Linked DNA regions of Homo sapiens: all the other regions are linked to region 1. The links are chromatin contacts, found by Hi-C or POLR2A ChIA-PET in ENCODE. All regions are on one chromosome and are shown on one strand. Each heading gives the region's core, a stretch centred on a gene start or an enhancer-like site at or near the end of the contact. The rest is flanking DNA. Distances are from core to core; before and after follow the strand shown. Region 1 holds the start of CDK16 (cyclin dependent kinase 16). Region 2 holds the start of OTUD5 (OTU deubiquitinase 5). Region 3 overlaps OTUD5 (OTU deubiquitinase 5). Region 4 holds the start of PIM2 (Pim-2 proto-oncogene, serine/threonine kinase). Region 5 holds the start of HDAC6 (histone deacetylase 6).

Evidence for each region. A loop is a pair of places that touch in the nucleus more often than their neighbours do. ChIA-PET counts read pairs that join two places held with the same protein, here RNA polymerase II (POLR2A). Pooled maps may share reads with other maps.
Region 2: a loop to region 1 is called in a map of naive thymus-derived CD4-positive, alpha-beta T cell, with 11 times the contacts of the local background. The contact joins the promoter of OTUD5 here to the promoter of CDK16 in region 1. A Hi-C loop is called at or near these places in 1 of 168 maps with a recorded cell type or tissue (naive thymus-derived CD4-positive, alpha-beta T cell), 1 of 37 single-sample maps with no recorded cell type and 8 of 50 pooled maps. POLR2A ChIA-PET finds 5 or more read pairs at or near these places in 1 of 52 experiments (CD4-positive, alpha-beta T cell).
Region 3: a loop to region 1 is called in a pooled map, with 19 times the contacts of the local background. The contact joins the enhancer-like site here to the promoter of CDK16 in region 1. A Hi-C loop is called at or near these places in 6 of 37 single-sample maps with no recorded cell type and 4 of 50 pooled maps.
Region 4: a loop to region 1 is called in a map of B cell, with 9 times the contacts of the local background. The contact joins the promoter of PIM2 here to the promoter of CDK16 in region 1. A Hi-C loop is called at or near these places in 2 of 168 maps with a recorded cell type or tissue (B cell and naive thymus-derived CD4-positive, alpha-beta T cell), 1 of 37 single-sample maps with no recorded cell type and 8 of 50 pooled maps.
Region 5: a loop to region 1 is called in a map with no recorded cell type, with 34 times the contacts of the local background. The contact joins the promoter of HDAC6 here to the promoter of CDK16 in region 1. A Hi-C loop is called at or near these places in 3 of 37 single-sample maps with no recorded cell type and 8 of 50 pooled maps.

What each region holds. Positions count from the first base shown.
Region 1 is chrX:47,217,381-47,220,046 of GRCh38, forward strand. It overlaps CDK16 (cyclin dependent kinase 16), which reads left to right and starts at 1,301. Exons shown (of 16, transcript NM_006201.5): 1 at 1,301-1,725. It overlaps LOC105373194 (a long non-coding RNA gene), which reads right to left and starts at 1,270. Exons shown (of 3, transcript XR_949047.4): 1 at 1,123-1,270. RefSeq lists silencers at 635-744, 1,445-1,604, 1,625-1,734, 1,745-1,814 and enhancers at 935-1,054, 1,175-1,244, 1,388-2,027.
Region 2 is chrX:48,956,272-48,958,937 of GRCh38, forward strand. OTUD5 (OTU deubiquitinase 5) reads right to left here and starts at 1,336. Exons shown (of 9, transcript NM_001136157.2): 1 at 706-1,336. The coding sequence starts at 1,299. RefSeq lists silencers at 953-1,012, 1,383-1,432, 1,633-1,792 and an enhancer at 1,893-2,082.
Region 3 is chrX:48,938,413-48,941,078 of GRCh38, forward strand. The region is part of intron 2 of OTUD5 (OTU deubiquitinase 5); the gene reads right to left. Among named protein-coding and RNA genes, the nearest start is that of OTUD5, 18 kb to the right of the region's middle. RefSeq lists enhancers at 203-702, 713-762, 1,893-2,152 and cis regulatory regions at 1,717-2,666, 2,042-2,542. Within about 2 kb of position 1,344, at least 6 of the 41 ENCODE cell types and tissues checked have a DNase peak (open chromatin) inside an H3K27ac peak, as active enhancers do.
Region 4 is chrX:48,917,699-48,920,364 of GRCh38, forward strand. PIM2 (Pim-2 proto-oncogene, serine/threonine kinase) reads right to left here and starts at 1,326. Exons shown (of 6, transcript NM_006875.4): 1 at 1,076-1,326; 2 at 838-947; 3 at 83-133. The coding sequence starts at 1,136. RefSeq lists silencers at 1,103-1,242, 1,333-1,572 and an enhancer at 2,623-2,666.
Region 5 is chrX:48,800,733-48,803,398 of GRCh38, forward strand. It overlaps HDAC6 (histone deacetylase 6), which reads left to right and starts at 1,335. Exons shown (of 29, transcript NM_006044.4): 1 at 1,335-1,410; 2 at 1,931-2,053; 3 at 2,139-2,267; 4 at 2,396-2,484. The coding sequence starts at 1,961. RefSeq lists a cis regulatory region at 1-186 and enhancers at 1-525, 647-916, 763-1,276, 1,907-1,986.

The sequences.
Region 1 (2,666 bases), core at 51-2,550:
ATGGCCCGGGAAATCTCACTAATGTAAACCTTACTGAAAATCCTAACTGCTGTGATCAAGGCTGCCATAAAGGGAAGCCCGGAAGAGGCGGGGAGGCTGCCTTGGAACAGGGTAGTGTAAGGATGTGCCAGAAGGCCTGCTGGAGGTTGCAGCCCTTTGAGCTGGACTTGGGGATAGTGTGGTTTTCCAGGCAGAAGGAAGTGAAGGATTAGGTCGGCCTGGTAGTACTTGGCACACAACATGCGCCCAATAAATAAAATGGAAATAAAACCGCGGAGTGTTCTACTTGTGTTGACTGACATCAAAACAAAACAAAAAACCCTCAGAGTGAGGGGAGGCACGGGAGGGGCTGTGCCGGGCAAGAGAGGTGGCAGGAAAATCCAACGCACGGCGCCTATGCAAATACTCGTGTGAGGCAGAAAAGAGGCTCCGCCCCGCTCGAAGTTCCAAGCATGCGCAGTAGCGGCTCCTGCGCCTCTAAGGATCCGCCTCTTTCCTTCTTTCTCAGCCTGGGTTCCACCCCGGGAGGCCCGCTGTATGAGATGGAGGGCGGGCTAAAGGCGGGACGAGACTCGATTGAGCGCAATTATGACCAATCACCTTGCGGAATATTCGGCCTATAGCGAAGGAGGAGCTCAGAACAAAAAGGAGACCCCACCCCCGCCGACGGTGAAAACCTATGAAACCTGGGCGGAGGCGTGCGGAGTCGGGTAGAGAGCGAAATCACGCCTCTTCAGTCAGCCACGCCCTTTATTCTTGCTCGGCCTCGCCACAGAGAGCAAATCAGATTGGCTGGGCGACAACCTCAAAGGGCGGGGCTGCACACGTTCACTACGGGAATGAGGTAGCGGTGGAGGGGGCAGTTGGGCGGGGATAGGCCGTCCTAGCTAAGGTGGTAAAGGCCAATAACTCTTCAGGCTGCCTCTCCTCGAAAAGTCATCTTCTCGCGAACCTTTAAAATGCCTTCCTCCCCAAGCACCTCAAGGGACTAGAACTGAGTGCTTCATTTGTCTTTTTTCCTCCTTGCAAAAGTCCCGTTTGCCACCATGGGGATGTACCAAGTGAGACCGAGTAGGGGGAACGAGTGGTGATTGACGCGCCAGGTTACTGGCCACTGCTCACCTAGGCGCTAGCAAACTTCTGCCAAGATCGGAACTGAGTACTAAACAGCCTCCACAGTTCTCCCTGGTGCCGTCTCCGGCTTGGCGCCGCATCCTCCTCTGGGCTCGCGATGGCCGCGTCCCCTCCCGCTGCGGACGGGTCCTTTGGTACATGCAGTCCGAGGTGAGTCCCCTCCTTTCCACTTCACCCTTCCGAGCGCCTGCGTGCGCATGCGCGGAGCGCGGCGCGCGCGGCGGTTGGGCCGTTGGCTGTTCGGCCCTGGGATCCGCCGCCACTCCGCGATCAGACCGCTCTGTGCCGCGAGCCGCCGTGAGCACTCGGATTCAAGCCGGCGCCAACGAGTCCGGGGGCATCGCCCGCAGCGGCCAAGCTCATGGCCGGCTGAGCGGGACGCCGCCTCCGCCTCAGCCACCGCCGCCGCCGCCGCCTCCTCCTCCTCAGCCGGCGGCGGCCCGGGCCCAGCAACCATGGCTGAAGACTACTGGGACGGGCGCCTGCGGCGAACAGGAGGAGAAGGAGGTCGCGCGGCCTCATCCCGGGCCGCCGCCCCAGGCGCCGCCGCGCCGGCCCCGCGGCTCTGAGGTTGCTCGCGCGCCCCCGCCGGTGAGCGCGTCCCCGAGGCGTGGAGGCTGCCCCTCCTCCTTCAGAACCCACCTCGGGCGGTGCCCAGGGGTCTGGGCTGCGGGGCTGGCAGGTGCCCCCACCCCCGGCGAATTTCCCAGAATGCACCGGGGCGGGGGGTCATTTGGGGCCTCCCTGACCTTGGCCCCGCCCTGGGCCTGTCCTGGGAGCTGGGGTTGGGTAGTGCTGTGGGTGCTAATGGGGACCTGGGGGAGTCAAAGGACCAAAGGGTGTGGAAATGGGTGACAATGGGGTGAAAGACTTGGGGGGGTTGCTGATGGGGGTCGGAGCATGTGGCAGTAAGCCTCACGCCAATAAGTCGTGTAAGGTTCAAGGCCCCGTGTGTGCTTGTGGAAGGAGGGCGGGGTGCGGAGCGGGTGAGGGACCCGAGGGTGTATAACGGGGGGTAGGGTGTCGAGGAAGTTCTAAGACATGCTCATAGGGATTATGTCCGCAGAGAGGCCCGGTGTGTGTTCATGGGGGACAGGGTGGCACAGGTACCAGAACGTGTGTTGGTGGGGTCAGGGCTCTGAGGCCTGGTGCGTGGCGATGAGGCCCTGGATGGTGTTAATACTGCGTGTCTGTCCGTGGGGCCTGCAGTGTGTGAGAATGCAGTGTGTGCTTGTGGAGGGCAGGTAGCTGAAGGACTCGAGTGTGGTGTGTGCGCCAGTGGGGGTCATGGCTGTAGAGGGTGTATGCCTGTGGCCTCGAAGGTCTAGGTAGTTTGGGACCCAGTATATGCTAATGAGGGCAGAGTGGAGGAAGGACCTGAGGGTATCTAACGGAGGAAGGACTGTGGAATACCTGAGCCTGGCCTAAAGGAGATGAGAATTGCGTGTCTGTCTGGGCCCAGGAAGGAGTGGTGGGGAAGTGTCTTAGCACTGTCAGAGGCTTAGTGGACGAAGGGTAAAGGTGATGTGAGG
Region 2 (2,666 bases), core at 86-2,585, 1.7 Mb after region 1:
CCCTGGAAAAAGCTTAGAAGATCCCTATCCTTAAAGGGGGCGTGTGTGTGTGTGTGTGTGTCAGGACCTTGATTCTAGAAGCAGGACTCTCAGGCCCCTGAAGACAGACTTAGGACCCTTGAGGTCTCAGGTCTGGCTATTCAGTGGTCCTGTGCAGTGTTACCCAGCGAAGCGGGAGAGGATTGTCCTATATGCAGAGTGTCTCAGACTCTTGAAAGGGCTTAGGCTCCTTGGGGATGTTCAGCCCCGATCTCCGAGGTCTCCACCTTATTTGACTTTCCTGGAAGGGGAATCTCAAACTTCTATCCCAGAGGAAAAGAGCTCTTAAGCCACTGAACACATACCTAAGTCTCTTGGGAGACCTGAGACTCCTACTCAAGAGGGGCGCGATCCTACCTGTATCTCTTGGAGAATTCCCACCTATTGGCCCTATATGATGAGGTCCCAGGGACTGGAATGACGACTATAGACCTTAAAAGAGACCTCGGATCTTTAAGTCTGACACCTTACCGTAGGCCTCTAGCCCCAAAATCCTGGAGGGGAGGAAAGAAGGTGTCTCACATCCCTACCGCCAGAGAAGACTGTCAGGCCCAGTGAAAACGCCTAGATCCCTTGGGGCGATCTCAAACAGCCTTCCTTGAGTCCCTTCACAGTCTGGGGGTCCCATCTGCCGTGGCCGCTCACCCCTCACCCCACAGCTCTTACCTGCTCGACAGTGGCAGGGTCCATAGCCTCGATGCGTGCTGCAGCCGCCTCATACTCGTCCTCACTGTTGTAGCCTGCGCCGACCTCCTCACGCTCGGGACTGCCCCCGCCAACCGCGCCAACCCCGGGAGCTTGACGTCGCCGCTTGCTGTGCCCAGGCCCGGAGCAGCAGCCGCCCACGCCTACGGCACCACCCACACCCACCACCACGCCCGCGGCACCCACACCCGCCGCCGCTGCGCCCAGCGCGTCGCCGGGACCGCCGCCGGGACCACCTGGGCCCCCGCAAGGAGGTGGAGAAGCCTGTTGTGGCCGGGGACCCGCCACTGCACCAGGCGGCACGGCCAGCGCCCAGCGATGAAGAGCGCCCGGCGGTCCTGGTAGCGGGCCTTGAGGCGGTGGCGAAGCTCGCGGACGGGCCCCCACGACGCCGGAGTCACGGTCGCGATCGCCGCCGCCCACGCCCGTGCCGCCGCCGCCCACGCCCACACCTCCGCCGCGCCGCGGCGCCGGGGGCATCGGCCCGGGCGGCGGCGGCTCGTTGGCGGGGTCGGCGTCGGGAGGCGGCGGCTTCTTTTTGGGGAGTATAGTCATGGCTGCACTGCCGAGTACCCCCCAACAAACCCGGCGCGGGGCACGCCGGGAGAGAACCCGGATGAGGGGGCTAGTGTAGTGCGCGAGGCACGACGGGAACGGCGAGACCCGGATAAAGGGATCGCGGCACCGGTTCGAGAACCCTCGGCGGCGGAGGAGGCGGCGGCGGCGGCGGCGGCGGTGGCGGCGCGCGGGTCACGCCGAGAGGAGAACCCGGATGTAAAGTCCAAGATGAAGGCAGTGCGGCGAGTTTGTCTTAGCCTTCTCTCCAAGTCCAGCAAGTTTATTGCTACGCTTGTTCCGGCCTTCTGCTTCAAAGGAAACAGAACCAAAACAAGCACCTCTTCGCTCCGCCCCCTCGCAGGTTCTTGCACTACCGGGTGGGGCCCCGGGGCGCTGCGCACGCGCGCCAGGGCACAGCCCCGCCCCTTACTCGGAAGTACGTGGGCAAAATCGCCGCCGCCGCCGCCACAACAATTGCAACACCAACCAATTGAGCAGCTGCGTGGGACCTCGACGACGCCCACGGGCCAATCACAGGCGAGTGCTCGCCCTCCGGTGCCCTCCGTCTCAAATTTCAGTCAAAGTCGACACCCTGGTTCCCAGCCTTTCTCCCCGTCAGTTCCGTCTTGCTCTTCACTTTTCTCCCCGAAGCTCTGACCTGCAGGCGTCGGTACTGCGGACGGACAGCGTGGCCTGTCCCACGTACGACAGGAAAAACACCTCCCCTCCAGGATTCCAACTTGAACGCTGTCAGCCGGAATGACTGGAAAACATCAACACTCCCGGGAGCATAGCTGGCCCCTGTAGCGTCACTTCCGGTCCCACCCACCTACAAATACCCTTCCGGGGGAGGCGGACACCGCTTCGCCCCGGCAACAGCCTGAGTTCTGCGGTGATTGGTTAAGAGACGCCGTCACTCGCGGCATACCGACCAACCTTGGGACAGACAGGCGCCGTGGGGACAGTGGTTGTTTGGGAAACAGACACGCCTTCTCTGGCACCACAGCACTCTCGGCCTCGCGTTGACCTCCCCGCCCCTATGGCTAGTGCGCAGGCGCGGCCCAGCCTTTTTTTTTTTTTTTTTTTTTTTTTTTCCTAATTGAGACAGGGGTCTCACTCTGTCGCCCAGGTTGGAATGCAGTGGCGCGATCATAGCTCACTGCAAACTCCAACTCCCAGGTTCAAGCGATCCTCCCGCCTCAGCCTCCCGAATAGCTGGGACCACAGGCGCGCACCACTACGACCGGCTAATTTTTTTTTCACTTTTTTGTAGGGACAAAGTCTCACTATGTTGCCCAGGCTGATCTCCAGCTCCCGGGCTCAAGCGATCCTCCCGCCTCGGCTTCCCAGAGTGCTGGGATTAC
Region 3 (2,666 bases), core at 94-2,593, 1.7 Mb after region 1:
CCAGGTGTGGTGGCTCACGCCTGTAATCCCAGCAATTTGGGAGGCCGACGCAGGTGGATCACCTGAGGTCAGGAGTTCAAGACCAGCCGAGCCAACATGGTGAAACCCTATCTCTACTAAAAATACAAAAAATTAGCCAGGCAGGGTGGTGGATGCCTGTAATCCCAGCTATTTGGGAGGCTGAGGCAGAAAAATCGCTTGAACCCGGGAGGTGGAGGTTGCAATGAGCCAAGATCACACCACTGCACTACAGCCTAGGCAACAAGAGCGAAACTCTGTCTCAAAAAAAAAAAAAAGAATTCGTTTTTCTGACTTTCCTAGCTCCACCTCTGTCCTCCAGAAAGCCCTCCTCTTCCCAGAAGGCTGGCACACAGGGCTGGGGGCCAGGCTTGACTTCCCTGTGGAGGGGTCTGAGGTTGGGGGGATGACCTGCAGAGGTAGGGGAATTCAGAGAACTTGTTTTGATAGAAACTGAAACTCCTCCTCTTGCTGACGCTGCACTTGTGGGCAATCTGCACCTGTTCTCCCCTCCCAGAGGCCAGCTGGAAGGGGGTCCCCCACCATTCTACCTCTGTTCCCATCTCAAACAGGGCTCAGAAATCCTCAGTACAATACTACAATTGGTCCCACACCAAAGACTTTTCACACTCCAACTCATTCTATCCTTACCAAAACACTCTTACTTTACCCAGGAGACACAGAAATGTGGCAAAGCTTGCCTGGGATCACAGATTTAGGGGGAGTGAAGGGGAGGCCAGGCTCTCAAAGGGTAACTGCTGGCCCCAGCTGATATTACCACCTTCACCCCAATCCAGCCACCATCTTAGTCACCTTACTCCCTGGGGCAGGACCTGATCTTGTGTGCCTCAGTTTCCACACCAGCACAAGCAGGAATCAGCTAGAACCCAGGAAAGGCATGGGAGAGGGCAGAGATTATAGATATCAGGGGCTGCATCTCTCCCTAGGGCCACAGAGGCCAATATGAACCTTACCCTCCCCATACACACCCCACTTCTTTCCTTTTTCTGGACACACAGAGACACCAGTATAGAAATGCACATGTGTATACACATACAGCAGAGACTGCCAAAGATGCTCCCTGAGGCCAAATGCTCACCCAACAAATCCCACAACAGAGAACTATCACATTCAATGAGTAGATGCCCTTGCCACTTCAGGAAAGACTGAAGATGTGAGGCTCTATAAACTGAGGGACCCCCTACCCCACCAACCTCCTTCCTGGCCTCTGGCAGGGTAGGTGGAGGGCAGGGGAAATAACCAAGAGCTCTAACAGACTAGCCTCAACCTCTCTCCTCTGTTGCCCGGGGGAAGTCCTTATGTAACTAATGTAATGTAACCAATAATGTACCCAGATTTATGTTAAGAAGCAAGACATGAGAGCCTGGATTATCTTCCTATAGGGTCCTACCATTTGCTTTAGAGACATCTGAGAACTGCCTACTCCCCAGGTAGCTGCCTGCCTCCCAGAAGAGCCACAGCAAGTTCCGCTAAGGGCAAAAAAGGAAGCTAGGTGTCTACAGGGAACCTAAAAACAAACCACACTAACGTGTGTACACACAGCTGCAGAGGGAGACAGGGACCTGGTCTGCTCCCCACTACCCTCCTGGTCCAGTGGGAACCCTGGCCCCACTGAGAACCAATCTCCTGAGGAGATGAGCCAGGACAAAGGTCTCACTTGCCTGTCAAGCAGCTGTGGTGTGACCTGGTCTGTAGCCCCAACTACCCCAACTAGCATACCCTCAGTGGGAGAGACAGAACTCATCCCACTGGATAGTCTGGTTCCTGAGATGTGTGCTCCTCTGCTCAAGGATTCCCACTGCAAGGATGAGAAACCTGAAGGATACACGGGAGAGGCTGAAGGAAGCTGGTGTACAGGAAATGGCCCGTGGGAATCTTCTTTCTGTGGCCTGGTTCAACCTCAAATACCAATGTTCTGACACTGGTTGTATGACCTAGATAGGGTAGGGTCTTGGCTTTCTCTTGAGGCCTCAGTTTCCCCATTTATAAAACAATCAAAATTGATCTCAGATCCATCCCTCCTAGTGCTGATGTTCCAAGACCAAAAGGCCCAGAAGAGTGGGCCTAGCTAATGTTTCTGGGCCTCATCGTGGTAACATGCACAGCCCTTGCCACTCCCCCATGGCCCATGTAGAAACAACCATGTGGCCTTCACTCTGCCCACAGAAGCTAGCACCAGGACCCTGGTCAGGGTTAGAGGTTTCTGCTGAGTCAAAGCCACATGGAGGGAGGGAGCAAGGGAGAGATGCAGAGTCATGTTTCCAGGAGGAGGTTATCTGAGCATAACAGGGACAGGGTGGGCCACAGGATACCTCTGAGGCTCAGGTTCCCACCTCCACTCCACCCAAGCCTTCAATGATGCTCATGAATCCCCAATAAGAGGAGGTGGGAGAGAACTGAGCGCAAGCAATGGATATTGCTTAACTCAGGGGAACCAATGGCAGGCAGGCAGCTACCTGGGGAGTAGGCAATTCTCAGAAGTCTCTAAAGCAAATGGTAGGACCCTATAGGAAGATAATCCAGGGGAACAGAAGGCAGAAAGCCACCTGCCTCAAGACTCCCAACAACAGAGGGCCACGTGCTCCTACTTGGAGGAGGTAAGGTCCAGAGAAGTCAAGGAACACAGC
Region 4 (2,666 bases), core at 76-2,575, 1.7 Mb after region 1:
TCATACATCCCCTGGAAAAGCAAGGAGGTGAATACATCAGTGATGGAGTAGGTAGGTTAGGAAGGGCTCCGAAGGTACTCACCAAGGGGGACCAGCCCAGCACACGATTCCGGGGAATCACTTTGATGGCCACCTGGAGAAGAAGGCCGTGATAAGGAGGCCAGCAGGTGATCCCCAGACCCCTCCCAGTCTAGACCTTCTGCCTACCTCCAGTATTCCTCCATCTACCAGCACTCTAGTCTTTCTGGTCCCCAACCACAGCACCCCACAGAACGCGTACCAGGGCGTCTCCCCTGCCCTCCAGGTCCTCGGAACCAAGTTTATCTCTCCCACCTTCCTTAGCCCTGGGCTCTCCGTTCTCAGGCATCAGGACTCATCACTCCAAGTCCTGAGTTCTAGATTTCCTGATACCCCAGGCCCACAATCTTCCTATTTAGCTCTACGACACCCCAACTCTGTACCAGGGTCCTGGTCCGCATGACTCCACACTGGACACCTACCTCCAAAAGTCCCACAAATCTCACATCTAGGTCCCTGCTTTCCCACACATACACAGCCTGGACCCCGGGGTCAAGGAACTCCGGAATCTGAAGCCCCCTGCCCCCCCCCCCCGCCCATAACCTCCTAGACCGACACACACACGCGCACGCACACACACCTGGCCCTCTACACACACTGCAGGCTCACTCCTCGGACACGGACACGGACACACACACACACACACCTGGTCCTCTACACACTCTGCAGGCTCACTCCTCGGTCAACCAGCATTCCAGGGCCAGGACCCCCGCCCCCGCCACACGCACCTGACCCTCCCAAGACCCTCATGACGGATACCTGGAGTCGATCTGTGAGGCGGTGTCCTGCGAAGACGGTGCCAAAGCCCCCCTTACCCAGGAGGGGGCCGAGTCGATACTCGGCCTCGAACGCTTCCCGATCCTTGCCTCCTACGCAGGCGGAGGCGAGGAAGTCAGGGTGGCGGCGTGCTGAGCCCAGCCACGACTCCCTCCCCCCGCGCTGCAACCCATCATTCCAGCCCACCCCGTCTGGTTGCAGTAGGGGAGGATGTACTCACCTGGCGGCGGCGTGGGGGTCCCGGGGGGCGCGGGAGGCCCCTGTAGAGGCTTGGTCAACATGGAGGTGGCGCTGCGCAGATTGAGCCCACTGAACCCGCTAAGCCCGCAGGGCGTGGACGCCCGGGGCAGCGCAGCTGGGGAGCCAGGGCTGGGGGGCGCCAGGGTGGAAAGCAGAGAAACTGGTGGCCCGGAAGCGCCCGCAGACGGCGCAGCGTTGAGATTCGCCGCGCGCGCCAGCCCCAATGCTACTGAGCCTGGGCACGCGCCTCCCGGGAGAGTCACCCTGGGCGACAGCCCCGCCCACCTGGCTTTGATCAATCCGGACGCGGCACCTGCTGTACCACAGCCAATCGGAGCCAGTTCTTATTTGCATACCACCCTCATCGTTTCAAGGGCCCCCTTATGCAAATACACGCTCGGTTCTTCCGAGGAGGCGGGGCCTGCATGTAAATGAGGGGGCTTGAGGTGGGGCTCACACCAAGAGGAAACCGGTTCTGGGAATCCCTTTGCAGCACCGCGCTTGTTTTGGTTGTTGCGCGGGGTTGTTGTTGGTAGTGGTGGCGGTGTGTGTGTGTATTTACACTTAAAAAATAACTGCGCAGTATCCTTTCCTGGGAAGTTGGTTTGCCGCCGCTGCCTGGATATTAGCACAGAGATAGCGCCAGGCCGGGCTTCTAAGAATTCGCGCTTGTGGCTATCCAAGACTCCGTCTCGAAAGGTGCTTGTCGGACTCCTTCACCGGAGTCCTCCAGGCGACTGGCGGCCTTCACTGGAAAGCTGAGGCCAGGGCCCTGGAAATATCTGGTAGCCAGGGAGGGGGAACCCCTACCATCAACGCCACGGGTGTGCATTGGTCAAAGGCAGCATTGCCTGGTGAGTGTTTATTGGAGCTTTTAACCCTGAGCCCTGGGCCCAGTCAGCAAGTCTAGAATCTAGAACAGCAGGGGGTGGTTCTTGGGGGATGGGGGTGAGCCCAGAGTGGTGGTGGCATGGGGCTGCTCTTGGAGTTGAGAGAGGCAAGGACTGAGAGACATGATAGAGGCTGCTAGAGAAGTGGCAACTCTCAGACACAAATTTGTGAAAAACAGCCAGAAAAGGCGCCACACCCCAGGAAGAAAAATGCACTCCAAAGACACATGAATGCCAAGATATACACAAACACATACTGTCAGACACATTCACAGAAACGACCTAGATACACATGCAGCCAGAGACTGACATACACTTTCAGGCAAGCACACTGTCAGAAAAATAGTTATGTCCTAGAATGACACCCAGAGATACACTGTTACAGAAAGGCACTCACGCAGACCTACATTTGCCATGTGATGACACAGAAATGTCCCGTCACACTGGCAGAACTTGTCACAAACACACTGTCACCATCAGATATGCACTGTCACAGCAAGACTTGTACTGTCCCAGAAATGAGAGACGCAGAGTCTGTCACAGGAAGATGCACAGATGCTCCAGGGACACACATGCACTGCTCTGAAGGCAGACATGTACTGATGTGATAGAATCACATTTTGTGGCAGTGTCACAAAAACAGACATGGATAGACCTGTTCAGACACAGACATACATACAC
Region 5 (2,666 bases), core at 85-2,584, 1.6 Mb after region 1:
CCAGCTTATAGCCCGGTAGGAAATGGTGGAGAATGAGACAGGGAGATTAGGAGGACAAACCGGCCTCCTGCAGAGCTGACATTTAGACATGGAGTGGGAGTTGCGGGGGAGAGGGGGTGCCTAGGGACAGCTCCCCAGACGCACACACACTTTCTATTACTGCTTGGGAGCAGTGGTTACCCGTTGGAGGGGGCAGATAGGGAGAGCTGCTGCCCATGAGAACTCCCATCCTCAAGGCCATTCTGGCCCTGGGCACTATTATTATCACAACTTTCCAGATGAGGAAACGGAGCACAGAACTGTTCAGCAACTTGCCCAAAGTCACATGGTTAAGTCCCGTAACCTCAGTTTCCTTATCTGCAAAGCAGCCTTAATAATGGGAACTACCTCATAGAATTGTGGTTTACAACGATGCCTGTCACATAATACTTGCTATCATTACCATTCCCTGCCCCCACTAAGACTCCTTCCACTCAGAATATTGCGGCAGAATATTAATAGCTAATATTCGGCCAGTGTTTCCTGTGTACCACCATAGTGAATATTAACTCGGAAAATCCTCACATTTAGCATCGTCACCACGCCTATTTTGGCCGCCACCACCAACGTCCAGTGGCAACCTCGCTCTCGGCCCAGCCACAACCAGCCCGCCCGCGCTACGTCATCACGGCGCGTCGCGCGGGAAGTCGCGGGGAAAAGGTAAGATGCCCCTTCCTAATTCCCTCGCTTCCTTGCTTGCTCTCCAGACACCGCCGACCCGAAGGGCTCCTAAGTGACTGGACAGGGACGGAGGGGCGGCGGCTATGGCATCCGGGACGACAGCGACGATAGCCGAGGCAAGAAAAAGCTTGCACCGCAGCCCTGTCGGGAACCGCCGGCGCCTGCCTTTTACGTAGGCGCAGCACAGCTGGCGTAGCACGCCGACGCACCGCCCCGTCGCCTGTGAGCTCGCGGTGTGGCTCAGCCCAGCTGGCGTAGCACGCCGACGCACCGCCCCGCCGCTTGTGAGCTCGCGAGAGGTGTGGCTCGCGCGAGGGGCGCGGCCTTGAGGCACGGTCCCCTCTGGAGGCGGGATCTGGGCGGGCAGTCGAGAGACGAGGCCCAATGGAAAAGAAAAGCCTGAGCGCTCGCGTCCCCACAGGTCGCCAGAAACTTGGTGGAGCGAGCCAAGGGCGGAGTTTGAGAAAGGGGCTGCGTCCAATGAGTGGAGCGGTGAGTACAGCGCGTCGACGGCGGAGGCGGGAAGGGGGCGGAGGCCGACCGAAGGCGGCTAGGGACTGGCTGAAGAGGGTTAGCGAAACGTTAGCGGTCGGGTCTGGGCAGGGGGTGGAGCTGGTTGAAGGAACGGGGCAGTCCCCTGAGGAGCGGGGCTGGTTGAAACGCTAGGGGCGGGATCTGGCGGAGTGGAAGGTACCGGTCCGGCCCGATAAGGGGTGGAGTTAAGTGAATCGTTAAGGGTGGAGTCGAAACCGGGGTCGGGGCCGGGGCCGGCTGAGTGAAAGGGTGGGTGATTATCCCGGGAGATAGGCCGAAAGGGCAGGTTCGTGAAGGAATGGGGTCTGGGCTGGGCTTAGAGGGTCTGGGAATGGGGCTTAGGAGAGTAGAAGGGGCGGTGATTGGTTGGAAAGGGCAGGCCCTAAGACGGACTGTGTGAGCCCGGGGGCTCATTGCTCCGTGAAAGGGCAAGACCAGGGAAAGAGAATCGTGTAAAAGGGGTGGAGTCTAGCGGGCCGGGCGGGGCCGGGTAGAATGGCCACCTGAGTGGAGGGAGAAGGCCTGAGAGAGGCGGAGTTTGGAAGGCTGTGGAGAATCAGATCGCGTAAGGAATGGAATCTAATAGAGGGGGCGGAGCCTGGAAAAGGGCAGAGAGGTGGGGTCCTCAGGGCACACTAGCCCCCTCACATACCCACGCTCCTCCCCCCACCCCCAGAACCGCGGCAGGGGCCAAGCCTCCTCAACTATGACCTCAACCGGCCAGGATTCCACCACAACCAGGCAGCGAAGAAGTAGGCAGAACCCCCAGTCGCCCCCTCAGGACTCCAGTGTCACTTCGGTGAGGCCCTAGACCCGCCCTGATGAGGGGGAGAGGGAGCAAGTTGGTCATGCCCTGGACTCTGACCCTTCTCTCTGATTCACAGAAGCGAAATATTAAAAAGGGAGCCGTTCCCCGCTCTATCCCCAATCTAGCGGAGGTAAAGAAGAAAGGCAAAATGAAGAAGCTCGGCCAAGCAATGGAAGAAGACCTAATCGTGGGACTGCAAGGGATGGTGAGCAGGGCCTGGCTGCAGTTTAGCCTCGTATGACAATCAAAACCCAAAGGTTCCCCACCCTGGACAGTTCCCTCTGACTCAGGGCCTAAAATGGATCTGTGTCTCCTTTTTTTTTTCCTCTGCAGGATCTGAACCTTGAGGCTGAAGCACTGGCTGGCACTGGCTTGGTGTTGGATGAGCAGTTAAATGAATTCCATTGCCTCTGGGATGACAGGTGAGGCTGGGTCCTCCAGGCTGTCTCCAAACCACAAAAATACACACACTTAGAGCCCATTAGCAAGAATAAATCTTTTCTTACCCCAGCCTGGATACTGGAAGCAGATGATTTGGGGAGGTAGGGCTCACACTTGAAAGGGTTCTTTTATGTAGCTAACAAACATTTATTGAGTGCCTATT